Regions from separate parts of the Homo sapiens genome. Here regions 1, 2, 3, 4, 5 and 6 are each linked to region 7. Evidence: chromatin loops called from intact Hi-C (ENCODE). Cell type or tissue: PC-9. All regions are shown on one strand.

Region 1 (4,000 bases), 51 kb after region 7:
AGTCCCTCGGGACTCAAGCCGGTGCCCTAAACCACCTCATTCTACTGATTTCTGGGGATTGGCATCCTGAAATTGGGACACGCTGTTTTGTAGTAAAACAAAAGATTCAGGGCCTCAGGAGGAGCCCCAAAGAAGGTGGGCTTCCCTGACCAGGCCAGGCAAGTAGCACTTCTTCTTCCTCAATTCCTCCAAGATCCTTGTTTTTCACAGGATATAGTAAGGTTTTAGCCCTGGGGGCCCAAATACCTTGGTCACTTTGCAGTAGAAGTGCAGTTTTGTTTAGTTTTGTTTTATATATATATATATATATATATATATATATATATATATATATACACACACACACACATATATACATATATACACACATATATACATATATATACACATATATACATATATATGCACATATATATGACATATATATACATATATACATATATATGCACATATATATGACATATATATACATATATACATATATATGCACATATATATGACATATATACATATATACATATATATGCACATATATATGACATATATATTTATGTATAATGTAAAATATAACATATATTTATGTAATGTATAAAGTATAATAAATATACATATATTTATTATACTTTAAGCTTGGAACCAACCCAAATGTCCAACAATGATAGACTGGATTAAGAAAATGTGACACATATACACCATGGAATACTATGCAGCCATAAAAAAGGATGAGTTCATGTCCTTTGTAGGGACATGGATGAAGCTGGAAACCATCATTCTCAGCAAACTATCGCAAGGACAAAAAGCCAAACACCGCATGTTCTCACTCATAGGTGGGAATTGAACAATGAGAACACTTGGACACAGGAAGGGGAACGTCACACACTGAGGTCTGTTGTTTTGTTTTTTTATGAGATGGCATCTTGCTCTATCGCCCAGGCTGGAGTGCAATGGCATGATCTTGGCTCACTGCAACCTCCTCCTCCTGGGTTCAAGCGATTCTCCTGCCTCAGCCTCCCGAGTAGCTGGGATTACAGGCACCTGCCACCACGCCTGGCTAATTTTTGTATTTTTAGTAGAGACAGGGTTTCACCGTGCTGGTCAGGCTGGTCTCGAACTCCTGACTTCAGGTGATCCACCCGCCTCAGTGGCTCAAACCTGTAATCCCAGAAGTGCAATTCTTAAGAGCACCAACTCCAAAGACAGCTGCCCAGGTTCAGATCTCAGCAACTCTACTTTCCAGAGTAGAGTCTTTGTGCAAGTGACTTAACCTCTCTGTGCCTCAACTCCTTTGTCTGTAAAATGGGGATAATAATAGTATCATTGTTGGGATATTAAATGAAAGAGTAAACAATCAAAAAATGTTAGGTTGGAGGCTGGGTTATGTTTTGTTTTTCCTGATACGGAGCCAGACATTCATAAGGATTCTTGCTTTCTTCAGGAGGCGGGTGCTGCAGCCAGGCAGCTGGAAACAGGGATGTGGAAACAGTCCCAGGGCCGAGTGGGGACAGCCAATTTCATCAAGTGCCCCTGCCCAGCAGGGGAATTGCTGCTTGAGATTTGGAGGCTACCTGCTGAGGCCTGCCTGCCAGTCCAGTGAGTGGGCCCCTCTGGGCCAGGCGCCTATTTTCATTATCAAGGCCACATTCCTGGGATTCCTTGGTGACTAGGCGCTTATTACAAGAGAATCAAAGTGCCAAAGGAAACTACTCATTTGAGGCCGAGACCTGGATTTTTCATTTTTATAATTGGCCCTTGGGTCTGCATGTCCTGGGGATACTGGTGGAAGGGAGCTGTTGGACAAAGTATCTCTATGGGGCCCCAGTCACCCCTGGGGGAGGGCGGGACTGGCCCCCTGCCAGATCTGCTGCGCCCATGCAGAAGGCCCTCCAGAGGTCATGTTGTCCAGCCCCTGCCACTGGGCCTGACTCATCAGCACCTAGGCCAGAAGGACAGGTGCTTATCTGAGAGCTGACAAATCTTTGTAGAAGGAGCCAAAGACTTGGAAATCCCCTCTGCGTCCTCCCAACCAGCTATCTATCCAGCCCAGCAGTTCTCAACTGAGAGTGAATTTCCCTCCAGGGGACATTTGGCAATGTCTAGAGAAATTTTTGGTTGTCACAACTGGGTGTTTAGAAAAGGGAAGGTGCTACTTGCATCTAGTGGGTAGAAGCCAAGGATGCTGTTGCTAGGGACTGAATGCTTGTGTCCCCCCAAAATTCCTGTGTTGAAAACCTAACAACCCCTCATGTGATGGTATTAGGAGGTGGGGCCTTTGGAAGGTGATTAAGTCATGAGAAGGAGCCCTCATAACTGGGACTAGTACCCTTGTAAGAAGGGGCCAGAGTGTTCTCTTTCTCTCTCCACCACGTATGGATACAAAGAGAAGTCAGCAGTTTGCAACCCCGAAGAGGGCCCTCGTGGGAACCTGACCATGCTGGCACCCTGATCTCAGACCTCTAGCCTCCAGAACTGGGAGAAATACATTTCTGTTGTTTAGAAGCCACCAGCTATATGGTTTTTGTATTGCAGCCGAATATGTTTTTGTATTGCAGCCGAATGGACTAAGACAGATGCTAAACATCTTACAAGGCACAGGGCAGCTCCTCATAATGAAGAATGATCTGGCTGCAACTGTCAGTAGTGCTGAGGCTGAGAAGCCGGGGGCTGGCCTCGATCCCCTGCCCTGCATCGAGTGCCCATGCTTTCCCAGCTAGAGTTCATGGAAATGTAAGATGGGAGGATGGGCTGCTCAGGTGCATCCTTTAGGAAGACAAGAAGTGTGGCCCAGCGCAGGTGGGAATAAAGGCCAAAAGACACACCTTTTTACCAGATGGACAGCAACGGGGACATAACAGGGGATTTGGAATCCTGCAGACCTGGGTCTACACCTGGGCTCCATTCCTCAGCTGTGGAGCCCTGGGCGGGTCACTTCATCGGTCTGAGCCTGATTTGTGAAATAGGAGGATCATCCCCCTTGCAGTGAGGGATGTACATCTACCTCATGGGGTAGGTATAAGAATTAGCAGGGATGATACCTGCAGTACCTCTAGCGTATGCCTGACACGCAGAAGGTTCTCCACACGTGAGTCTCCTCCTTCCTCCCCCTACAAGAACCTGCCTGTCTGTACCTTCCTTCTTCCTGGCCTCCTAAGACCCATTCTCTGCCCCAGCCAGATGAAGCCTTGCTGCCCCATTCTCTCCTTTGTGCCCTTGGCCTCCCTCCTCTCTTCCTCTCCAGATCCTCCCAGCACCACGGCCTCTCTCCCTCTAGAGCATCCATGCAGCCCCCACCCCCTGGCCATTCTCCTAACCCAGCACAGATGCCCACCTGGCCCACATGCTGGCTCCCATGGGTTGCTCCTGGCTTTAGGAGGCATGAGGGTGTATTGGGGAGTATGTGGTGTGTGTAGTATGTGGTGGGTTTGAGTGGTATGTACACACAAGTTTGCACGCATACTGGGCATGCTTGTGTGTGAACATGTGTTTATGTGTCTTGTGTGGATGCGTGTGGCCTGGGACTGCTTCCTTTTCCTTTTGTTTTCTCCCAGTCACTGCAGGACACTTTGCAATATGCTGGGTTCATTAGCTGAGAAGGGCCCTTGGGGAAAACTGGAGAGACGAATGTCTCCAGATTTTCCAAACAGTCTCATCATTCCCTCCCTCTGTGAAGGATGCCAGGAAGAAACCCATTATCATAGACTTTCCCCAGCCCATCCATCCTCCTTTTCTGAGCACTGACTCTGGCCAAGCCCTGTCTTAGACACCAGGACAGACAGAGGAACCACACACGACCCCTGCTGAGGGTCATGGTGGAGTGGGGCGCTCTCCAGTCAGCCAGGCCACACCCGGAGAGTGGGACCTGCTTTTCAAAGTTGAAATACTCCTTAATGATTGGTATACAGCGCCTACTCAGGGCCCTGAGGGCACCCTGATTCCCCAAATCCAGCAGCGACACTGCTCCAGGGCTGTGCCTGGCCTCCGTCCACTGGCTCTGATTGTTTGG
Region 2 (4,000 bases), 400 kb before region 7:
TTATTGTGGCCATCATTTATATTTTATACATGCAGAACAGTTGCACTCTTTCTGGGAGAATATTGTCATTCTCTTATATTTTTAAGCTTTTTTTTTTTATATTACCAAAGGAATTTGTGTTCATTGTAAAATATTCAAATGGCCTGAAAAGGTATAAAGTGAAATGTTAAAAGTTCCTTTATATCTTTGTCTCCAGAAGTAGCCACTACATTTCCAAATGTGTGTATAATTTTAAAAAATGAGTTTATATAATATTAAACAAAAATTATAGGAGGGCATTGTTTTGGACTAAGTTCCTGCACCAGCCCCCAACAAACCAGACTGAAAATCAAAATGGAGTCAGCTATGCTAAAGGGTCATGTCATCAAACCTAAACTAAACTGTTATCTGATCTTGCAAGAAATTCGGAGAGGGGAGAGAGGGCGGCGGGCGGGGGCAGGGAGAGAGAGAGAGAGAGAAAGAAAGGAAGGAACGAAAGAAAAGACAAGAAAAAGAAGGAGAGAAAGAAAGAAAGAAAGAAAGAGAAACAGCCTATTTTCCAGACAGGCCATTTTCAATTTTCAATGGGCATGATAATGAAGTTCCTGAAGTAACCTGATGTTAACAATCAGTCACTTTTCTATTTTTCTGTTTCCCTGTTTCAGCCTTATGAGGGCTATAACTTTGAAATAACCAATTCACTCTGTCTTGCTTCTACTTCCTTCAGGCCTTCTCTGTCTATAAAGCCAACCTCTTCTGCTCAGCTCTTTGGAATACTGATTCTATTTTATGGAATGAAGCATTGCCCGATTCTAGAATTGCAATAGAGCCAAGTGAGGTCTTCAAACTAAATTTGTTGTAATTTTGTCTTTTGACAATGGTAATACTCTTTTGAAACTTCTCTTTGTGTCTTAAACCTGTGTCTTGGACTTCCGTTCACGATGGCTCTCACTGACTGGCTGTTTCTTTCCACATTTGTCTGGCGGTTGTCTCCTAGGGCCTGTGCTGTCATTTATTTGTCCATGCTTTACCTGAGACTTCAGTTACTTGTGTAACCCCTTGTAGGATTTTCTATTCCTTTTTTTTTTTCTTTTTGTTTTTTTGAGATGGGGTTTAGCTCTGTTACTTAGGCTGGAGTGCAGAGTACAGTGGTTTGACCTCAGCTCACTGCAGCCTCTGCCTCCCAGGCTCAAGCAATCCTCCTACCTCAGCCTCCTGAGCAGTTGGGACCACAGGCATGTGCCACCACACTCGGCTAATTTTTTTGTATTTTTTGATACAGACAGGGTTTTGCCATGTTTCCCAGGCTGGTTTTGAACTCCTGAGCTCAGGCGATCTGCCCGCTTTGGCCTCCCAAAGTGCTGGGATTACAGGCATGAGCTACCTGTGTCTGGCAGATTTTCTATTTTTCTTACCTCCCTTCCTGAAGATCCTCTGCAGCTCCCTCCTAACCCTGTGTCCCTAGGACACATGGAAAGTTGCTCTATTCTGCTCCTACACAGTGAAATATCGGCAGATGTATATGTTTGGTTGTTTTCATGGGACAGGATCAATTCAATTGGAGCTTTCCTTTGCCTTCCCAGAAGGTGTCACTAGAGGATGAAAATTAAATGACTTTTAATGTCGAGAAAAACATGGCCAATTTTGAGTGTCCCTACTTCCCTTTTTGCAACTGATTTCCTAGCATCCCTTCATCCCCGTGTTACCTACTTCTCCAGCCTCCCTGATGAGGGAAAAATGCTTTCTCTAAGCAATTCTGATTTTAATTAATACCAATCCAGGTGGGAGAGCTTCTTCTCACCCTCCATCCCCTCTAGTTAGTCAGCGTCTCTCCTGCTGTAATCCACACTAACTCTTGTCTCTCTCTCCCTCTGCCTCAGGGGATGTCAGGAACGACATCTACATTACTCTCTTACAAGGTGACTTTGACAAGTACAACAAGACCACACAGAGGAATGTGGAAGTCATCATGTGTGTGTGCGCGGAGGATGGCAAAACGCTGCCTGTAAGGGACTCACTGCTGCTCTGGGTGACAGGGTCCGCCTTGGGGGCCTCTGCTTGTAAAGACGTACTTTTCCTCTCCCTGATTCTGTTGTCTAAATGCCAGGTGCCTTTGGGATGGTGTTGAATAATGTGTTCAACACCTTTTGAGCTTGGTTAGTGCAGTGTTCCATAATAAGACCTTGTGATATTTCCTTACACCAAAGCAGTTTTTCAATGTCTGTTCCTTTCCTTTCACAACTTCTTCTTGTATGTATGTATGTATGTATGTATGTATTTATTTATTTATTTACTTTTGCTTGGTCTCAGCTTATAGGTTAGCTTTCTGCAGTTAAAATGTTCTCACTGAAACCTGAGCTGGTTTATTCAGGCAAAGTCCATGGTAAGAAAGAGGATCAATACAGTGCCTTGGGCTGGTGTGGAGGCTCAGGATGTGCTTAAAGCAGGCATTCTCAACACTTAATCTAACTCCCCAGCGCTCAGCCAGAAATGCTGGTGGAAAGCCTTATTCGTAAATTGGTCTCCAGAGAGCTAGCAGGGTGTATTCAGGAATGCAAAGCGCATTGCTATATTTATACAGCATATGTCCTGTCCAATATTTGTCATGTGTGTTTATATTTATTTGCTTGTATTTTCTTTAAGGTTGTCAGTGCTGTGTCCAGTGTGTAGGAGGGTTTTGTTTCTCAGTTCCTCCTGACAGAGTAGTTAGCTGAAAAGAAAATCAGCTCTCAGGAGAAATTTTAGCATGGGCGAATATTCCTCTTAGGCCACTGTGAGTGATCAAATAGCCAAGCAGGGCGGGTGTGTTCATCAGAGAGGGGATGTGAAGATGGAAGAGGCATCATTTTTGTCCTTGGGGCCTGGAGATCAGACTGATACTTTGTACCCAAGAATAACTAACATTCACAGGGGAATTACCATGTGTCAGGCTGTGTGATAGTATGACACATTTCCTTTATTATGCCCCATTTTACAGATAGGGAAACAAAACCCGTGTCACTTACAGTAACTCGCCCAAAGCCATAATGTTAGCATATGTCAGAGATGGGGTTTGACTGGTTCCAGGCCCTCTGAGACACTTCACTACAATGCCCGTACATGTAGCAAAATTCTCCAATTTATTTCTCATTTTAAAAAATGAGGCTAATAACCACTGCTGGCAAATTTGGGAAGATTCATAATCGTTTTTTAAATGTAAAGAAATCCTCACAATTGCCTTTTTGTTCATAAAGACTGGTCATGTTAATTAGTATCTATTTGAACAAAATCTAAGCATTGAACGCATCCTCCTTTTGTTGCAGTCTGAAACTTTTTCCAAAAAATAAAATAAGTGAGAAATACTTGACTCAAAGGAACATAAAGGAGCGGAGGGTTTTTATCTGAAAGGGAAATTGCAATTCCCAAATGTAGAGACCATTGCTTTGAAGTTACTTTTATCCAACTTCCCTGGTAGAGAACTTTTTAACCTCAGCTTCATTTTTGAAACATTGATACGCTTACCTTCCATGTTGCCAAAGGACAAATTAAAAGACACAGTTAACAGGCAAGCAGCCATCTTATCTCCTGTCTGAGCCACTCTTTCTTCCACTTTTGTCACCCTTTCAAGTCACTACCGAGCAGGCTGAGCAGATGCACTTATCCAAGATGAGTAGGTAAGCAGGTATTCTGGGGGCTGACATGGAAAGGGAACTGTGGGGCATGGTGATGATTTGTGGTTTCCTCTATTAGGGAAATTCTGGGGGAGTTCAGTTGACTGACTATTGAAAATTGCTTAGGAAGCCTGTGGGAGGCTTTTCTTTCTCTATTTGTAGAAATAAATATTACTGCCTAATTAAGTGTCAGTCAGTACATTCAAACACTTCTGTTTGATATTGGTGGGCTCCTGTGGAAATGGTCCCCTTTAGAAATATTGATTTCTCCTCCTGCTCTAGGTGCATGCACACTGTCTTTGGCAGAGCAGGACCAGAGGGCAGAGGAGGTTAGGCCTGCTCATGGCTCACCTTGGGGTGTCAAGGGCCTT
Region 3 (4,000 bases), 320 kb after region 7:
TAGCAAAAAACAAGGGACAGAACAGGTGCAAAGTCTACGTGGTTAGTGAATTTAACAGATCTTCCTAACGTGTAAACGTCGTTGTCCAGGTGAATGGAAGAAGTGAGCTGAGATAGAGGGGACAGACAGAGTCAGTGTCCAGTGCTGACCTCTGAAATGGAAAAACATGGCCAGTCCTTAGGAGGCTGCAGAGGCCAAGACCCCAGTGAGGTTTGGGGGTTCCACAGCAGAGGAGGAGCTGTGGACCACAGCAGGACCCCGATGCCATCAGCAGGGGAGGAAGTAATCAGAGAGGTGGAGGAAGGAAGCCAAGGGAAGTCAAGTAAACACCAAATATTCCCTCCCGGTCCAATGCTGTGACCTGCATAAGCCACCACTCCCCCAGTCTAGACTCTACCCATGGAAGAAGGAAGAAGATAGAACTCTGGATTTGAATATAATTCTAAAATAACCAAATTTATCTGAAAATGACTAGGCTGAGTTTTCTGCTTCAACCAGAAATGGAGCTTGGAGTCAGAAATTATGTGAAATTATAGAAGAGAAAGTCACCATCTTCCATCTCTGAGTCGTATGATCATTTTAGACATAAAATTGTGCACTTACGATGTACCAAGTGCTTAATATACGTGATCTCATTTCACCAGGGAAACTGTATAATTCATTGCTTTAACTGACAAAATTCTGCAACTGAAGAAGGTGCTGTTAATAATTGCATTGGGACGCAGGCCTGAGCAGGCCATGATTTGTGGCTGTCCTACATCTGACCCTCACAGTATCCATGGGAGAAGGCAGCATGTTTATGCCCCCTGACAGCTGGGGAAACCAACACTTAAAGTGATTAAGTCACAAGTCCAAAATAAATGACAGAGCTGCAGTTCAAGCCCAGGTGGTCATTTACCAAAGGCCATGCTCTTTTCACTTTGCATGGGACTGTGACCGCTGGCTCTACCCAGCTTCCCAGTGCGACCCTTCCCCGCCCACTGTTTCTCTTCTCTGGCCAACGGAAACACAATGAGACCACATATGTAACATTACATTTTTTCATAGCCACATTGAAAAGAAAAAGGAACCAGGTAAAATCCATTTTAATATGATATTTTATTTAACCCAATACAGTTGAGGCTTGAACAACACAGGTTTGAACTGTGTGGGTCCGCTTACACATGGCTTTTGTTCAGTCTCTGCCACCCCTGAGACAGCAGGGCCAGCCCCTCCTCTTCCGCCTCCTCCTCAGCCCACTCTACATGAAAACAAAGAGGATGATGATCTTTTTGATGATCCACTTTCACTTAATAAATAGCAAATATATGTTCTCTTCTTTATGATTTCTCGTAATAACATTTTCTTTTCTCTAGCCTCATTTACTGTAAGAATACAGCATATTCCCAGCTACTCAGGAAGCTGAGGCAGGAGAATCACTTGAACCTGGGAGGCCGAGTTTGCAGTGAGCCAAAATCGCACCATTGCACTCCAGCCTGGGCAACAAGAGCGAAACTCCAACTCAAAAAAAAAAAAAATAAAAAGAATACAGCGTATAATGCATGTAACATATAAAATATGTGTTAATCAACTGTCTATGTTATGGGTAAGTCTTCCAGTCAACAGCAGGCTATTAGGAGTTAAGTTTCTGGGGAATCAAAGGTTATACACAGGATTTTGACGGCATGGTGGTTGGCACTCCTAACTCCCACATCGTTCAGGGTCAACTGTATATTCAAAATAGTATTCAAAATGTAATCAATAGGAAATAGTCATTCATGAAATACTGCGTCTTCTTCTTCTCCCCCCCAACCCCACTTCTTTGTATTCAGTCTTCGAAGTCAGTGGGTATTTTAACCTTACAGCATATCTCAATTCAGATTACTCACACTCTAAGGACTCAATAGCCACGTATGGCTGGGGTCTGCCAGCCGGACAGCGAGGTCTAGCCCTGATCTGAGCAGGAGCCATTTGATTGGGTTGTTGGTACACTGCCATCTGGTGGACAGATGTTCCTTGCTTGAAAAACCACCTCGAAGGAAAGTATCAGCATCAGGGACAATAGCACAGTGGGCCTCAGGATCAGCTCCCCGGAAAGAGCTTGGGGTTGGAGGGGGTGTTGTTGCTGAGGATGTCCCCAGAGAAGATGTACAGCCATGGAGCAAACTCAAGTCACTTATGATGTCGGCAAACCTTGGCCGTGGTGCACTCTTGTTTCCTGGTTGCAAAAGGATTTAGCAGAAAATGGTAACTCTTTTTCAGAAGGCATATTTAAAGCAGCTCTTTAAAAAGCAGGAGTTTCTTTCACACCCAGTTTCGCCATGTGGTTGTGTGAAGGGCTTCTCCCCAGAAATCATGTGGTCTCTCTTTTAATTCACAGTAAAAACCTTTCTTCTGTCTTGGCCCATTATGGCTGCTATAACAAAATATCATAAGCTGGCCTTATATACCATAGAAATGTATTTCTCACATTTCTGAAGGCTGGGAAATCCATGATTAAGAGTTGGTGTCTGGTGGGAGCCTGCTTTCTGGTTCACTGATGGCGTCTTCTTGCTGTGTCTTCACCGAGGGGTAGGGACAAGGCAGCTCTCTGCAGCCTCTTTTCTAAGGGCACTAGACCTATTTGCCATGGTTCCAGCCTCATGAACTAATCATTTCCCAAAGTCCCCACCTCCCAACACCATCATCTTCATGATTAGATTTCAATATATGAATTTGGGAGAGGATAGAAACATTGAGACCATAGCATCTGCCAAGTTGTGTCTTCCTCACTCAAATTGGGTAGGTGTGGTTATTCCAGAGTTTCAGTGAACCAAGACGTATTTTTCCAATGTGAATAATTAATTAAGAACACTTGATTAGGGTCAATGTTATTCTGGACTTCTGAATCACTCCCACATTTGAAGGGGAGTTTTAAACACAACTTTGTGTGAATAAAATGATGTGTCTGCATCTCTCCAGGAAGCAGTGTTTGGAGCTGAGATGACTTGGCAGGGAGAAGAATCCACTGGGACATTCAATAACTTGGCATTGAGAGTGTTTTCAGCACCATGCTGTCCTCAGAATAGTGTTAGAATTTATATAAACACAGATGTGACTTGTGCCTTGAAGGAGAATACAGTCTTCCCAGGAGAGACATGCAAAACCATCATAGACAAACAGCAAGAAAACAGCATCAAGGATGTACATGCACCGGGCAGAATGTAAACTGGATGTAAAACCAAGCATTTGAGGGCAATGAGAAAGGAACTTGGTTCTGGTCTCAACTCTGCCACCCACAGCTGCGTGACTATGTCTCTGTCACACTGCTTCTCAGGTCTTCAACTTTATCGTCTCATACTGAGCAAGAGACAGTCTGGACAATTTATGCTTCTAGAATGGGGAGACAAGAAGAAAAGAAAGATAGATACCCAAGGACTTCAGTGACTGGCTCAGGAAGAATTACTCAGCAGTGAGGGGGCCAGCATGAGCCCAGGGGCAAGAAGCCGGGACTTGGAACAGGAAGGAAAGGTGCTCAGCTGGCTAACCTAGAGGAAAGTGATTGGCTGGAGTGTCTGGTTTATCTGTTTCAGGGATGGTTAAAGATTGCCCCGTTAATAGGCAAAAATTGTTGCCTTAAAGAACCTAGAATCTAAAGGGGTCTTTGACATAATACAGAATAACAGGTCCCAGAGATTATTTTACAGAATGTTAGTACCTCATGATATTAATAGATATATAACAAAACAGACTTCTTTGCCACAAGACTTCTCAGTACCTTTAACATTTTATGATTTTCCCAAAGGACAAAGAGTATGCAGCATTTCCCAGACTTAAATTTAACTGTGAACACCTGTTATCCTGGGGCAGGCGGATTGCTTGAGTCCAGGACTTAGAGTCTAGCCTGGGCAACATGACGAAACCCTACCTCTACCAAAAATCCAAAACTCAGCTGAGCATGGTGGCATGTGCCTGTAGTCCCAGCTGCTCAGGAGGTTGAGGTGGGAGGACTGCTTGAGCCCAGGAGGTGGAAGCTGCAGTG
Region 4 (4,000 bases), 110 kb after region 7:
TCTTCTTTGGATAAATGTTTATTCAAGTCCTTTGCCCATTCTTAAAATTGGATTGTTTGTCTTTTTATTATTGAATTGCAAGAGTTCTTTATGTATTCTACATGCAAGACTCATTAGATATAGGATTTGCCAATATTGTCTCCCATTCTATAAGTTGTCTTTTCACATTCTTGAAGATATTTGATGCACAAACATTTTTAATTTCTCAATTTATTTATTTTCCTTTTTGCTCATACTTTTGATGTCATATCTATAAGTCATTGCCAAAGCCAAGGTCATGGAGATTTGCCCATATGTTTTCTTCCATTTAATAGTATTAGCTCTTATTTTTGTGTCATTAATCCATTTTGAGTTAATTTTTTTGTATATGGTGTGAGGTTGGGGTCCAATTTTATTATTTTGCAAGTGAATTATTTAATTTTCAGAGTCTTTATATTCTAAGGAAACATAAGGATATTTACAAACTGAAATGTCTAGAATTTGTTTCAAAATAATCTATGAAAGAGAAGAATTGAATATAGATAAAATAGAATTGCCCATAAAGTGATCATTGTTGAAGTCAGATAATGAGTAGATGGAGGATCATTTCAGTAGTCTGTATAGCTCTCTATACATTTAAAATTTTTCCTATTAATGATAATAATAAGAGCTTTATAAATAAGAGCTTTATATTTTAGAGAGATTAATTGAAATATTTACAGATGAAAATATATAATGTCTGAAATTTGTTTCAAAATAATTTTGTTGAGGGAATTGGGGAAGGTATAAATGAAAGAAGATTGGTAATGAGTTGATAGTTATTGAAGCTATACGATGGTATATGTAGGTCATCATACTGATCTTTCTAATTTGAGTATATTTGAAAGTTTTTGATAATAAAGCTTTTTAAATGTAATACATAATTAACTGCTAAGATTTTATTTGGTAAGAATGAGAATCTTTCCAAATGAAAGCAAGAGGAGACAAGCTACAGAACAGTATTGGCAGCTGATGTTTATTGTTCTCAATAGCCAACCAACATCACCACTGAATAAAAGGAATACGGTAGGTGAGCATGTTTGAGGAATTCTTCTGGAAGAGGAAAGCAGGTGACATTTGAATGGGCCTTGAAGGATGAGCATACGTTTTTGTCAAGATAGGAGAGGAAGGGTGGTTTAGTTACAGGTTGTGGAGAGGTGAAAAGGTTACAATATTTGAGAGGAATGAGAAGCTGAGTGTAAGAGGAGTCCAGGCAATTAGGCAATGAAAATTAGAGGTAGTCTTTGATTCTCATGCTAAGGATGGATTTTCAAGTAAGCCAGAATTACAAGAAAATTGATGGTCCATAGGCTGATGTAGTCTTTGGCCTGTTAGTGTGTGTGTTTTAATTGACCCAACACTAAAAGAAAAAAAAATGCAGGAGACTTTACTTTGAAATCTGAATGTCTAAATTTCTTGAAAAATTAGAAAATACAGCAACATAGAGCCTGCATCTCCCATGCAACAGTTGACCCAAGCTGAAAGGTGGTGTCCATCTTTAAATGGGCTGGGTCTCCTTTAGTTCATCCAGCTCTCCCAGCCTCTATCCCATGCCCCACAGCAGGTCCAGTAATGGGGCTATTAATCACCATTGTTTAGCTGGAGGGTTTTTTGTCATAGTAAAGGAATGTTTACCTGCAACTCTATCAACAGTGAGAAAATGAAATGTAGACACAGAAGTCTGAGTGTCTCAATAAAATATTTGAGAGAGCACATTCCTCTGTGGCAGTAAAGACAGCTCTATTTCCATCTGTTTAACATACAGAGTGTATCAGTATGGGACAAATACAACTTAAGATGTCAAGGTAACAACGAAAACAGCAATAATAATAATAACACCAAACTAACTAGTACCTACTGAGCACCTGCATGCATAAAATGCTCTTCTACTGCTTTTCAGGTATTGCATCATTACCTCCTTATGAAGACACTCTATCCCCATTTTACAAAGAAGGGAACTGGCCCAAGGTCATATTGTTATTATACTCCCAGCCAGGAGGCTATGATTCAAGGCAGTCAGACTCCAGAGCTCTAGACCACCATGCCAAACAATGACAAGAACATTATGACTGATAATCCTACAAGGTTTGTTCATAAATAGGAGGTAAAAGGCATTCCACCCATTGAAGGCAGTGGCATTGTGTTACTCCTTTTTATATTGAAGATTCCTCCCCAGTATCTAGCATAGTGCCTTTTATATAGTAGGTATCCAATAAATACACGTTTAATCAATTAGTTGACTAGGTGTTGTTATCTGATCCCCTTAGAGTTTTCTTTCTTCAGGGTAAACAGCTCTTGAACATGTAACATACCTCACTTCTCAGAGCTAACTCCAAGGCACCCAGGGCTAGAACTAGGGGGAGGCAAGAGAGACATCCAGGTTGCAGCATGTGAAAAGGATAGTAGGTCTCAGGTGCCCAACCTGCACTTGCAGGATCCCAAGAGTGAGGTCCTTCTTATATTTTGCACCCTGGGTACCTCTCTTGCTTTACCCTAATCCCTGCCCAGTAAGGCATCTCTCTTTTTCATCTTCCTGTACTCGTACTCCAGATGTGATCAAACCAGAGTGGACTATGGGAAGGGCTGCCATCATCCATGCACTGAACACTATACTCCTGTTAATTCTGCCTAGGGTTTCACTTCTAGCTTACTAGCAACTCCCCTCTCCACCTTAGGCCTGTCTGTCAAGCTGATTCCTTAAGACTGGGAGCAGGACTTCATATTTAATCTTTCTCTTGTTTCTTTCAACAATAACTGAAATTGAGTATCATCTTTTTTAAGGTCCTTATTGATTATTCAGCATAGTAGTTATTTTCCTAATCCTCGTTTTCATTCATTTATTAATTCATCAATGCCCATTCCCTGAGAACCTGTTCTGAGGCTTAGCGTACAGAAATGAATGACTTGGTCTCTGTCCTTGAGGATCTGTGGCATGGTCCAGTGTAAGAGACAGGCCAGTAAACAGTTGACAATTGCACAAGGGACTGAGTGTAGAGAAAAATGTCTGTACTGAGGGCATAGAGGGGCACTTAAACTAGACCAGAGGACCAGGGAGGGCTTCTGGAGGAGGTGTCAAGGATGTTGACATCAGAGAGGGATGACCAGATATTGTGCATCATTAGACTTGATAAATGAGCTCCTATGTCTGTCTCTAAGTTATTAATAATCATAGGGACAGGGCCAAGGCTAAGCCTTGTAGCAACCAGGAAAACATTCCCACCTGAGAAAGAAAGTCACCCTGATGAAGAGCAGATGTGCTCTAGAAAGCTGCTGCTAGCTTATAGGGGGTCTTTGTGAATTTTTTTTTCATTTTTCTTCATTTATTTAGTTGAGCCATTCAATTCATACAGATTGGAAAACAATTTCCACAGGAAGATCAACTGCTATTTTTTTTATTATACTTTAAGTTTTAGGGTATATGTGCACCATGTGCAGGTAAGTTACATGTGTATACATGTGCCATGCTGGTGTGCTGCACCCATTAACTCATCATTTAGCATTAGGTATATCTCCTAATGCTATCCCTCCCCCCTCCCCCCACCCCACAACAGTCCCCAGAGTGTGATGTTCCCCTTCCTGTGTCCATGCGTTCTCATTGTTCAATTCCCACCTATGAGTGAGAACATGCGGTGTTTGGTTTTTTGTCCTTGCGATAGTTTACTGAGAATGATGATTTCCAATTTCATCCATGTCCCTACAAAGGACATGAACTCATCATATTTTATGGCTGCATAGTATTCCATGGTGTATATGTGCCACATTTTTTTAATCCAGTCTATCGTTGTTGGACATTTGGATTGGTTCCAAGTCTTTGCTATTGTGAACAGTGCCGCAACAAACATACATGTGCATGTGTCTTTATAGCAGCATGATTTATAGTCCTTTGGGTATGTGTCCAGTAATGGGATGGCTGTGTCAAATGGTATTTCTAGTTCTAGATCTCTGAGGAATCGCCACACTGACTTCCACAATGGTTGAACTA
Region 5 (4,000 bases), 83 kb after region 7:
CTGGTGTCAGGGCAAGTAGATAGCACTGGAGGGCCACCCCTCCTCAGGAATGGTCAGTGTTATTAATGGTGCTGTCTTTTTTTCTCCCTGTTACTAATCCATCAACATTCTGGCTAAATGGCACCTTTAACCAAAAGAAACAATTTGCTTGTCTGCAACTCTGAGGGAAGCTCATAAGGCTTCTTTCCTTCTCTCCTCTCTCTGCAAGCTGGAGAGCACACTGATGCCTTGTAGACAAGCTGCATGAACCGGCTGAAATCTCAGGTGGTGAAAGCACTGGACAAAAGGCGGTGAGAACTTTGGCTTTTCTCAATCAATAGAGGCCCGAAGGAGGGGCCTCTATTGATTGAAAATTCAACAAGTTCTGGTCCACGGGGCCTGGGAAGAAACTGCTGGCTTCTAGTCATTCAAATCACTAATTTGAATAGTGAAGAAGTGAGACAGATTAGAGAGGTAATAGGATGGGGAGACACAATGGGGTGCGTGGGGGGGAGAGAGAGAGAGAGAGAGCGTGCACAGGGATCATTTAAATAGACTAATTGAGCCTAATTTGACTAGCAGGATCCAGAGACAGTGCAGAGAATTGCCCTGAACTGATCACAATTTCTGAAAGCCAGACGCACTCAGCAGTTGTCCCAAGTAATTACTGATGTTCATACCGCACATTCGGGTTCCCGGAGCTCCTTTCTCCCACATGATTTCACAGAGTCCTTGCAAATTGCAGCCAGAAGCAGGAGACCCATTTTACCAATAAGGAGACTACGGTTGAAAATCCAAGGGCAAAGGGAAGCAGAACTGGAAGGCCCAGCATCTGACAGGCTGAAGGAGTCTGAAACAGAATTACCAGGGATCCTCAAACCCAGCCCTTCTCCTCCCACTCTCAGCCCCTTTCCTGCCAAAATGTTCAAGGTACAAGAGCCATGTGGACTCTGGTCTGAACAGGGGGGCTGAGCCATCTCTGGAAGAGGCCAGGGTGGAGGGGAAAACAGAAGGCTTAGCTCTTCTGTCTAACCAGTTTTTTGTTGTTGTTGTTTGGGGTTTTTTTGTTTTGTTTTGTTTTGTTTTTTTTTTTTTTTTTAAGTTTTACGGGTTTCAGTGTTCAACAAATGCCAGGATGCAAGGGGCAGGGTCTGTGACAGGCACCACTCTTGAAGGCCAGGGGTATCCGAGCTTCTTTCCTAGGCTGTGGGCCAGGTGCCAGCCTTGCTGCCCTCTCCAGCCCCATACCCAGTTACTTGGGAGTGAAAGCTCCCAAGCTTTAGAACCAGATGGCCCTGGGTTCTGATCTGCCTCAGGTCTGGCAGCTGTGTGCCCTTGTACATGTTACTTCACCTCTCTGAGCCAGTGCATTCCATCGTCATAAGGAGCAGGTGAAGGACTGTCAGGAAGGGGAAAATGCAGAGAGCAATATCTGTGGAGCACTTAGCCCAGGGCCTAGCAAGGATTGATCAATACATAGTCCCAATATTCCCTCCTGGCCCTTCTATCAGGTTTTTTTGTCATCAGCACAGTTATTAGATAGGAACCTGTACAGAAATCCTCTGGACTTCTGGTCAAAAAGACAGCAATTCTGACTCAGGGACTTGGGAAGGGCCTAGAAACAGGGCACTCAGTGGGCCCCAAGGTGAGCAGAGGCCAGAGGGGCCCAAGTGCAGGCCTAAGACCTGTCCTGGGCTCTGCGTGGCCCTTAGTGGCTTGGGAAATACTCTTTCAGCCAGATGCCATCTAGCATGACACCCCACCCTGCCACTTCCCAGGCTGCACCAGGCTCCCTCACTCCCTGAAGGTCTGGGAATGCGTCCCACTCAATCCCCCATGTTGCCTGGCCATGTTCAGCCTCTATTCGCCGAACAGAAATAGTGGGGAGAGAGGGTTGCAAGGCAGGGGACCAAGCATCCTAATTCAGTGCCCCTCTGGTTCCTTCTCTTTCAAAGCCCAGCCCTGGCCTCAGCTCCTAGCACAAGCAGCCTGGGACCCAGCCAGCCAGCCCCTACCCAGGCTCCCTGGATCACCTTTTGGATGCACCTGCTTTCCCGCCTGAAGCCGGCTCAGCCCAGTCCCTGCAGCCAGCCTGGAGTTTCCAGAGCTCATGCTGCCCCCTAGAGGTCAGCTCCTGCAGCTTTTCTTCTCAGTGTGGGACAGTCCCAGAGGGAAGGGGATCAAAAGGCTGGGAATGGCTCTGCTCCTGCACATGGCACCTCTGGCCAACAAGCACCCAGAGCCCAGCTAGAACCCACTTGGGTGGCAGCACGTGCAAGCGAAAGGATCTACCTATTCGAGTGGCTCTGCCCCTCCCCTTGGCCTCCCTATCTGTAAAATGGGAAGCATGATGATACCGCCCACACACAGCCTTTGAGAAAACTGACTGATCACTGGACTAGTAGGAGATAATCATCATTGTGATGATCATGGCTGTCATACTGAGCACGTCCTATGAGCCAGGTACTGTGCTTTGCATACATTATCTCATTAAATCTTCCCGAAAAACAAACTTCTGAAGGAGGAACTATTAGTATCCTCATTTTACACATGAGAGCACTGAAACTCAGAGAGAGCTGGTGACTTGTCCAGAGAGACACATTAATGCAGAGGACAGCCAGACTTTCAACCCAGGTCTGTAGGACACCAGACCCCTGTCCCTCACTGACCACAGCGTCCTGCCTCCCGGAGTTCAGATTACTCCCCACATCTCTCTCCCATGCTTCTCTTCCATATTTTCTCTGTTCTCTGTTGCCTTCAGCTGATTTGCTTGTCAGCGTCTCCAGGTCACTGTCCAGCACCACTGTCCTGGACAGCAGAGCCCCAAGTCTTTGCATGAGGAGGCAAGCTACTACCCAGATTGTGAGGTGGGGAACAGTGATGCCCAGAGGGCTGCTCTGGCCCTGGATGCTGGTGCAAGAGATGTCTAAAGTCGCAGCTTAGTCTCAGTGCAGTACAGACTCTGGGTGAGGCAGACATAGAATATTTCAGGTGTGGAGTCAAGGGGGCTCTTGGAGCACCACCTGGAAAGTAGCAAGGATGGCAGCTCTCAATTATTATGCACCTGCTGTCTTCCAAGCATCGGACAGTGTCGGCTGTCATTGAATCCTCTGAAGTAACACTGAGGTAGGTTGTACTGATCCCATTGGACAGGTGAGAAAGCCAAGGCTTGAAGGATGAAAACCCTTGCCCAAGATCACATAGCTCTTCAGTAAAAGAATCTGGGGTTCAGACCAGATGGGTGTCTGCCTGGCATGCAAACCCATCTATCTTGCCTCATGTGTCGTGCAACCCACCCTTCCCACTTGTGGGATGCTTGGGTCCTGGTTTAGTGAGCAGTCACTGTGCACAATGTTATGGGGCCCAGTGGGCCCTGGCCAAGTGCTCCCAGAATGGCTGAGATCCACCTGAATCTTACCTTCATCCTCTACAGCAACTAAGCCCCCTCAGCTTCTCAGAGGAGGCCTACTCTTTCAGGATGCTCAGAGGCAGTCAAGGGCCCTAGGTTCCAAATGTGTCTGCAAGTGCTCTTTTGGCCTCAACAAGTTGCAGAGACTAAGAAAATTGTATAGTATAGCTCAGTGGCTCAGATGCCCCAGCCCTGCAACTTCCTATTGAGATGGCCTTCTCTCAACATTGGTCCCTACATTTGTGGAATGAGGATAATGGTACTAACCTCCAAGGGTTGTTGGGAAGGTCAAATGAGCTAAGTGCAGTCACGTGCTTTCTCAGCAGAACACCTGACAGGTGGTTGGGGCTCAGTCAAGGGCCGCTATCATTAGAACCATCAATTCCCTGACCATCTCACACTGATCCAAAGTTTCTATTTGTCTTTAAGATAAAATGGAGAAAAACAATTTGTGACTGATGAATAAAGACAACTTAATGATTACACTTTCAAAACAAAGGGTGTTTGGGGCAAAATAGTAAATGAAGTCCTTTGTGCCACTGGGAATAAAAATGGGAAAATTCCAAAATGGGAATTTCTGCTCAGAAGTACTTGGGTCTTAATGAGTGAGGA
Region 6 (4,000 bases), 530 kb after region 7:
ACAATGGCTGCGAAATTGCCTGGTACAAGAGAGAGAACTTCCAGTGTGTAGGGGCTGTTGTCCTAACTGCCCAGCCCCCTAGATAGGTAGTTATGTCATCTGTGAAATGGGTGTTAGAATTCCTACCTCCCAGGACAGCTGTGGGCAGAAAACCAAAGAATGTGTGTGAGAGCCCAAGCACCATGCCTGGCACATAGTAGGTGCTCAGGAAAGGCTGAGGGTGCAGCTGCTGTCCACACACATGGTACCACTGCCCCAGGAAGGGGCTTCAGGAACCAAGAGCAATTCTGAGCACTGGTGACTGGACTCTGCCATTCTCCATTTCAAACGCTTTTTGAAAGCAGCTCCAGACCCAAGCAGGAGAGCAGGAGGCAAAAGAAACGCAGGGGCTTTCCCGAATGGAATTTTAGAAACACACAGAATTGTCTCCTGCACAGAAGGGAAGCTGTCTTCCACAGCACAGAGCCACCAGGCCCCAGACTGCTGGCTTATGTATTTGTCATTGCTCATCATGAATGGATGCCAGGAAAGTCTCTTTGTGATGGGGGCACAACCCCTCAAATCTCCTCCCCTCCAGATGCCATCCACTGGAGCTGAGACTCCCAGGTCCCCTAGGGCTTCTCTCCCAGGGGCCTCTGGGCTCCCCAAGGCCACGTGCTGCCCCCACTAGAGACCTGGGCCAGTCCTGACCAGGGGAAAGAGTAGCGCCGACAACAGCCCCAGATGGTATGTGCACTGGCACATACTGGCAGCTGCCTTCATGACAGCAAGCCATAGGTCCAAATCCCGCCCCTTCACAGGGACATTCCCAACTGGTCAGGGGTGGACCTCCCCTTCCCGGCTGTCTTTGGTGTCCAGGACGATTTGCCACAGACAGGGGGAGCTAAAGGGGCCCACGCTTGAGGCCGCTCAGCTCTGAGTCCTCGCCGGCCACAGAGGACCTTCGTGCCTGTCCTCTGTCCTCCTGCCCAGTCCCCAGGCCAGGCTCAGCTGGAGTTGGGGAGCAGAAAAACACGCATCTGAATCAAGGCTCTCGGAGCCTTTGCTTCTGCCTCCAAGAGGCGAGGGAAAATGAATACCCAGGCGAGCGAGCAAGAGAGACCCTCAGAAAACCCCAGATGCCCCTGGAATCAAGCCCTGTCCCACCAACGCCACGTGGATTGACAGGCTATTAGTCTTCCTGTAATTAGGATTCTCGCCTCAAATCTTGTATCTTTTTCCCCCAGAAGATTCTCCTCCAGCCTTCACCACTGCCCCCTGGCGCTTCCTTGCAAGGCTTTTGAAGAATCCTTTGCAGAGAAGCAGCCTCCTTTGGCAGGGGCTGCAGAGCACTCTGCCTCCCTAGGCCAGGGCGAACCAACAGAGGCGGGAGATGAGGAGGAGCAGCGCGGCTCTGCTGCGTGGCCCTGGGCAAGCACCACAACCTCTCTGGGCCGTTTGCACATTCTTACCGCCAGGGATGTGGGCGGTAAATGAAAGAGACCAGCACAAACCAGTGTCAGCTCCCTTCCTCGATTCCTAAAATGTGATGCCCAAAGATGGGCCAGCCTCCTGCTGTGCCTTCTCTGGGGGGACATTTAATAAGTGGAAGAGCCCTGGCTCTGAGTCAGGCTAGAATCCCAGTTCTGCACTTAACCAGCTGTGTGACCTCAGGCAAGCAACCTGGCCTCTCTGAACCTGAGTTTCTTCATCTGTAAGTGGGAACGCTAATGCTGTGCTGAGGGTTCCATGGGACAACCATGTAAAAGCACCCAGCACGCACCCAGCAGGCAGCAGGTCCTGCACAGCGTTCCCTCGCGTGGGGGTGGGTTGGGGCTTGAGCACGGGTTGAACCTGGAAGAGGCCATTTCCCTCCCTTCTCCCCGAGGAATAATTGTGAATTCCTGGGTCTCAGAGGAAACATCCGCTTTGGTGGTCAGAAAGGACATCCTCCTTTGAGCAGGGGGAGAGCAGAGGGAAGGGGGTTGCGAGGGTCACGCCTTCCCCAGGCATTCTCGGGGTCTCTCCAGCAAGGATGGAGGCGGCCAGGGGCTTGGGCGGTGTGGGGCGCCACCTGGCGTCCAGAAGAGGTAAGACAGGCGGAGCGGGACCCTCCGAAGTGGGAGGAGGACGCTGGTCAGGGGAGGAGGGGACCGCGAGAGCGAGAGCGGACATTCTACCAAACACATGGACAACACAGAAGATGAGGAAAATGAGCAGGGCAGCTAGTCATAGGAGCAAATTTTAAAAATTAAGTGACTGAGGTAGTCAGGGGGCCTCACTGAGAAGTGGCTTGGAGTAAGACCTGAAGTTGGGGACTGGATATGCAGATGTCTGGGAGGAGAGCTTTTCAGGAAGAAGAATCAGCCAGTGCAGAGGCCTATGGCAGACCCAAGCAGGAGGCAAAAGAAACGCAGAGGCTTTCCAGGATGGAAAATGAAGAATCAGCCAGTGCAGAGGAATGTGCCTGGATGTGTTCCAGGAATGTTTCAGAATGAGCTAAAAGGCCAGGGACAGAGAACTAAGAGGAGAGGAGAGGTCAGAGAGATGGCGGTGGGCGGAAGGAGGGGGCGGGGCGGAGGAGGGGGCGAGGGGGCGGGGGGGCGGAGGGGGGGACGGAGGGGGGGGCGGGGGGCGGGGCGGAGGGGGGATGGGGCGGGGCGGGGTGTGGCTGTGCGTCTGGATAAGGGTTGTGGCTTTTATGCTGCACGAGAAGGAGAGCCATTGGAGAGCTTGGGGCAGAAACAAGAGCTGATGACATTTTAATCCCTCTGGCTGCTGTGCTGGGGTAGACTGTCAGGGCCAAGGGCAGAGTGTGAAAAGCGCCCAAGAGGCTTCTACAAGAATCTAGTGGGAGATGCTGCGGCTCTGGCCAGGTTAGTGGCAGTGCCAGTGGTGAGAGGGATGTGGTTCTGCGGGTGTTGTGAAAATGGAGCCAGCGGGATTTGTTGACAGACCAAAGTTGAGGTGAGACAGAGACTCCGGAATGACTGCAGGGTTATTGGTCTGAGCAGGGTTATTGGTCTGAGCAGATAACCAGATGGAGTCACCACTAACTTAGATGGAGAAGGCTGGTAGAGTGAGGAAATATCGGGAACTTATGTTCGGACTTGTTAAGTTTGAGATGGCTGGGAGATATCTAAGTGGAGAGGGCAAGGAATAAAATGCTTCCTAAACTCCAGCATCCATTCAGTCCCCTGGAGAGCTTGTTAAACCGGATGGATGGGTGCCACGCCCACCCCTGCACCCCTGAGTTGCAATAGGCCCAAAATGATTCAATAGGCCCAACATGGGGCCCAAGGTTCTACATTTCCAACAGCTTCCCAAGTGATGCCAATGCTGCCAGACTGAGAACCACACTTCGAGTAGCACCAAAGTAGGCAACTGGATGTTTGAGGCTGGCATTCAAAAGAGAGATCCTGGCAAGAGATAGAATTTTGGAGTCATTGGCACGGAAATCCACAAAACGACATGAGCTCTCCCAGGGAGTGTGTGTGTGTAAAGAGGGAAGAAAAGAGCATTGAGTCCCGAGCCCCAGGCTCTTCAATGGTAAGAGGTTGGCAGATTAGGAAGGACCAGCAAAGACTGGGATGGGAAACCACTGAAGCAAGAGGAAGGCCAGGCAGATGTGTCCTGAAAGCCAAAAAGAGAAAGGTCATCATTAATATGATACATTTTGCAATTTGTTTATATGTAAGAGGAGATTAATAGCTCATAGCATTCCCAGGCATTGCTGTTAGGAATTGCAGCTCCAGGCTGGCAACCCTTAAATCACAAACTAGATTGTCAAGAGGACTGCCTGGAATTCCAGCTCTGTAAGTAATATGCTGTGTGGCCTCAGCCAGGTCACTTCACCTCTCTGGGCTTCTCTTGCTTCCATATATAAATGTAATAAGAAAATCTTTTATTTATTATTTATTTATTTATTTTTGAGACAGAGACTCGCTTTGTCACCCAGGCTGGAGGGCAGTGGTGCGATCTCCACTCACCGCAATCTCCGCCTTCCGGGCTAAGGCAATTC
Region 7 (4,000 bases):
CCTGCTGGGCAGGTCCTTCAAAACCACTCAGCTCTGCCTCCCATTTGCCAGACAAAGAAACTGAGACCCAGAGGGGCACCACAGCCCACCAAAGCCTTCGTGAGTTGAGGACAAAGTAATGGTGCCCGGCCTAGAGACACTGTCCCCAGCCAGCATTCTTCACCCAGAGCGGGGAGAGGGAGGGGGAAGAGGGGAGGGAGGAGGAGCTCTTTATGGAGCAGACACCTTCTCTAGGTATAGGATGAAGGCCACTGGTGGTGTGGGAGGGGACCTTTAGGGCATGGAATCACAGCCACACACAACATTGAATCCCACTGTATTAGTTACTTATGGCTGCTGTAACAAATTACCACTAATTGAGTGGCTTAAAACAAGACAGATGTATTCTCTTACTGTTCTTGAGTTCAGAAGTTTAAAATAAGATGAGGTGAAAATCAAGGTGTTGGCAGGGCTTGCTGTTTCTGAAGGTTCTGGGAAGAATCTGTTTCCTTGGCTCTTCTGACTCCTAAAGGCTATAAGGCATTCAGCTTTCCTTGGCTTGTGGCCACATCACTCATCAGCTTTCTCTCTTACAGCTCATTGTCTGTCATTAAATCTCCCTCTGTTTCCCTCTAATAAGGAGAGTTATGATGACATTGGGCCCACTTGGATAATGCAGAATAACCTCTCCAACTGGTCATGGATTTAATCACTTCTGTAAAGTGTCTTTTACCTTGGAAGATGACCTATTGGCAGATTCTGGGGATTTGGACTGAAGTCTTTGGAGAGGGAGGGGCTCATTACTCTACCTACCACTCTCATGATCAGAACATCTCTTCTTTTCCAATTTTGTTTCAATCCTTTTGCCTTCTCCAAAAAGAAAGTCTCGGTTCTTGGTCAGAGTGTTTTGGCACCTTGCTAATACTTGCTGACCTCATGTTTGAGCAGAGTGAGCACACTCAGGCCAGAGCCTTCAGCAGACAACTGATGCCACCTCAGTGTCCTCATCTATGAAATGGGGACAATTACAATCCGGGCCTCCTAGGGTTGCTGTGGGGGCTGAATGAGATAACACAGGTAAGGTACTCAGGCTGTGCCCGTGACACTGTAAGCACTAAATAAATACTAACTTCTTATTTTATTTATAGCAAGTGATCCTGACGACTGATGATCCATTTCCAGAACTTATAAGGAATCTATCTTTAAAACAATTTCACTAAGTAAAAATCAGAAACAGAGCAAGAAAGCCCATGAGAACTTTTAAGTATGGTACACCAAAACTTCAGGTACCACACAGAGATGGCAAACACCACAAGCAAAGGGAGCCTCAGCTTGTGTGGCTGTCACTGTCTCCTGAACACCAGCCCAGAACTGGTACTGGGAAGACAGCCTGGTATTTGCTGAATAAATGAAGGAATGAATTACAGCCGTGCATGGTTTCAGAAGCATTTCCTATAGTACCTCATCCAGTCCCTGCAGCAGCTGTTTTCCATAAGCGCAAACAGACTCAGAGATTAAACATCAAGGCACTCAGAAAATACAGCTGGAGGAGTCTGATTCTGACTCAGGTCAGTCTGCCTGCTGCTGGGCTGCCTTCTAAGACACCTTTCCCCATTCCCAACCCAGCTCTCACTATTCCCACTGCAGCAGGAGTAAGGTCTTTTTCTCTAAGCGACTGTTTCTCCCGGGAACCTGACACTGAAATCTCTCTGTCTCCTGTCCTTAAAGGAACCGAGAGAAGACTCTTGCCTGCCCTGAAATTTCACCCAAGCCCTGCAATCTACTTCCCGCTTTTAAAGAGACGGCCGCCAGAGGGGGGTATTGATCTACATTTCTTCAGACAAGCACATCAGAAGCCAAAAAGCCGCAGAGCACCAAGACCACCTTCAGCCTGGCTAATGCCTCAGCCAGCCAGACTTCCACAAAGCCCATGCTCAGCATGAAGAAGCCATCCCCATGTCAGCCCCAAATACCCCAAGACATGACTCTCGTGAACCCTGTTGCCCAGGCAGGACAGACGAGGGCTCATTGCCGCTCACAGAGAGCCATCATAGATAGTAGGTAGTACTGCAATTTTTATCCCCATTTTACAGGTTAGGAACCTGGTGCAGAGAGTTAAGCTAGAGGCCAACTGGTCCCTAATCCCCTGATTCCCCGCCTCAGACAACTTTGTACTGTGCTAGGCTCCTGGGAATCCTGGAACTTAGAAACTATTTGTGTATTATGTGGAGAGGGGGGAAAGAATCCATGAAGCCAAGCCTCTAATCAAATGTGAATTTGGGGGAGGTATGTAGGGTCCAAGAGCTGGGGATGTTGTAGCCCCAGCTGGTGAACCACCAGCATCTCCCATCACCTCGGACTCCCGAGTCCCTAATGAGAGCTAACTGTATTGAGCAGGTACGATACTGTACAGTAAAGCCTGACATGAAGCGCCCAGAGCAGCACCAGGAAGTACTTGGTTTTACCGATGAGAAAACTAAGGTCCAAAACAAATGGTTGCTGTCTAAGGTATGACAGTGCCTAAGGAGTAGAGACAGGGTCGAGACCCAGAAAGTTTGGTTCCAGGGCCGGAGCTCCTTGCTCCTGGCACTGCCTGCGTGATACAGTTCCAGCCACAGTGGAGCAGCAGCCAGGCTGGCTCCCACCTGCCTCCTTCATCTCGGTGGCTGGTCATCCTCTCTGTACCTGCTTCCTCAAAGTTCAACAGGGAAACTGAATCCTTACCACACTGTGGTCCTACATGAGTTCATGTTTGTGAAAATGCACATCACCTCCTACCAGACAGGTGAACTGAGATCTGACTTCTAAAAGAGTATGATTCTCCACCCTTGAAAGTCAAGGCCAGAAGTGGCAGTGCTGGTTGATCACAGTCAGGCTGGGGGCCTGTGTACAGTTACCCTTTCTGCAGGACTTGAGTCAGCATTGGCTTCTGGACCCAGCAATATCCACAGCTGACTGCTGGGACATGTCCTCGGGGGCATGGCTCCCAGATGGCAGGATTTTCCCAAGGGGAAAGCAAATGGTTGAACGTTGCTTGGAGGAGGCTATGATGCCAGGCCTCCTGCCCAGAACCCTCTCCCGTGTCAATATCTGGCCTCAGGTACCCTTGCATTCATCATCATCCTCATGATCTGCAGCTTTTGCAGATCATGGGCTCCACATTTTACTTACACATTTATATTACTTTTTCCTTCCAAATCCACATGAGACGGATTCTAGTTTCATCCTCACTTTATTGATAAACAAACGGAGGCCTTGTAAGATTAAGAAACTTGGCCAAGATCACAAGGCTACCAAAGAGCGAAGCTGGGATTTGAACCCAGTTCTATGCAATCCTCAGGCCCACGTGTTCCATGTTTTACTGCTTTGTCCCAAATGTCACAATTTGGGGTTCAGAATATACAGAATATATGGTCTTTCATGTCCAAGAAGGCCTCCCTCTGGACTGTAGTATGCAAACTGCATCCCAAGCATTCCCTAGGCAGGCTCAGGCCCTCACACACCCAACTCTTACTCTTATTTTTTATTTATTATTCTATTATTATTTCCCTGAAGCTGGGCAGAGCGCATCTTCTCAGGTTTGAATTTTCACTTCTAGAAATTTCAAAAAGTTTAAAATAATTTCATTCACAAAATGACCCTAGTTGTTAGAGACATTTGATTCTTTTCCCGGAGGCCCTAGGATGGTCAAGGCGGGCTGCAGGACCATAACTCTCAAACCTCACTGCGGGGTGGGAACAGCTAGCTCCTGTTGTCCACCCCAAGGGCTATAGCCAGTGTTCCTACAAATCTGGAATGAAGGGTCCTCTGGGATGCTTTGGACACCCTGGCCCGAAGGTTTAACCTTGTGACCAAGTGCAGAGAAGCTGTGATCCCCAGCTACTGGGCTCTGGGTGCCAGAGGCTCCCGGTGAATAAGGCCTCCTAAGACAGGCCAGGCTTTCTCTGATCTACTGGGGGAAAGGAACTAGGGTCCACATGCAGCTAGGGAGACCCAGTTCAGCATTCCTCAGAAAATGCCG

The links. Peaks named below come from ENCODE experiments on the same cell type or tissue, not always from the same donor. Only the 100,000 strongest peaks of a DNase experiment are listed, where the experiment ranks them.
Region 1: it touches region 7 in a loop (5-fold over the local background); 7 of 110 quality-filtered maps call a loop at or near these places.
Region 2: it touches region 7 in a loop (5-fold over the local background); 5 of 110 quality-filtered maps call a loop at or near these places.
Region 3: it touches region 7 in a loop (18-fold over the local background); 65 of 110 quality-filtered maps call a loop at or near these places.
Region 4: it touches region 7 in a loop (7-fold over the local background); 30 of 110 quality-filtered maps call a loop at or near these places.
Region 5: a loop joins it to region 7, with 17 times the contacts of the local background. A loop is called at or near these places in 81 of 110 quality-filtered maps.
Region 6: a loop joins it to region 7, with 9 times the contacts of the local background. A loop is called at or near these places in 16 of 110 quality-filtered maps.

The regions. Positions count from the first base shown.
Region 1 is chr5:170,149,637-170,153,636 of GRCh38, forward strand. No RefSeq gene overlaps it. Among named protein-coding and RNA genes, the nearest start is that of FOXI1, 46 kb to the left of the region's middle. In PC-9, no CTCF peak of the experiment used is centred here; a DNase peak (open chromatin) is centred at 1,765; H3K4me3 peaks cover 417 bases; H3K27ac peaks cover 3,283 bases.
Region 2 is chr5:169,700,444-169,704,443 of GRCh38, forward strand. It overlaps DOCK2 (dedicator of cytokinesis 2), which reads left to right. Exons shown (of 52, transcript NM_004946.3): 14 at 1,860-1,984. Among named protein-coding and RNA genes, the nearest start is that of DOCK2, 65 kb to the left of the region's middle. RefSeq lists enhancers at 2,470-2,519, 2,580-2,989. In PC-9, CTCF peaks have their summits at 1,580 (motif pointing right) and 1,779; a DNase peak (open chromatin) is centred at 1,578.
Region 3 is chr5:170,419,031-170,423,030 of GRCh38, forward strand. KCNIP1-OT1 (KCNIP1 overlapping transcript 1) reads left to right here. Exons shown (of 3, transcript NR_109899.1): 2 at 1,356-1,585; 3 at 2,941-3,814. It also overlaps a transcript of KCNIP1 not described here. Among named protein-coding and RNA genes, the nearest start is that of KCNIP1-OT1, 32 kb to the left of the region's middle. In PC-9, CTCF peaks have their summits at 1,968 (motif pointing left) and 2,179; a DNase peak (open chromatin) is centred at 1,941; H3K27me3 peaks cover 339 bases.
Region 4 is chr5:170,210,115-170,214,114 of GRCh38, forward strand. No RefSeq gene overlaps it. Among named protein-coding and RNA genes, the nearest start is that of LINC01187, 13 kb to the left of the region's middle. In PC-9, no CTCF peak of the experiment used is centred here; a DNase peak (open chromatin) is centred at 1,727; H3K27ac peaks cover 2,680 bases.
Region 5 is chr5:170,182,150-170,186,149 of GRCh38, forward strand. No RefSeq gene overlaps it. Among named protein-coding and RNA genes, the nearest start is that of LINC01187, 15 kb to the right of the region's middle. In PC-9, CTCF peaks have their summits at 2,110 (motif pointing left) and 2,317; no DNase peak of the experiment used is centred here.
Region 6 is chr5:170,631,138-170,635,137 of GRCh38, forward strand. All of the region lies in intron 1 of KCNIP1 (potassium voltage-gated channel interacting protein 1), which reads left to right. Among named protein-coding and RNA genes, the nearest start is that of KCNIP1-AS1, 48 kb to the right of the region's middle. RefSeq lists enhancers at 1,617-2,198, 1,973-2,152. In PC-9, CTCF peaks have their summits at 2,057 (motif pointing left) and 2,264; a DNase peak (open chromatin) is centred at 2,424; H3K4me3 peaks cover 1,221 bases; H3K27ac peaks cover 754 bases.
Region 7 is chr5:170,098,755-170,102,754 of GRCh38, forward strand. No RefSeq gene overlaps it. Among named protein-coding and RNA genes, the nearest start is that of FOXI1, 5.1 kb to the right of the region's middle. In PC-9, CTCF peaks have their summits at 1,827 (motif pointing right) and 2,029; a DNase peak (open chromatin) is centred at 1,777; H3K27ac peaks cover 577 bases.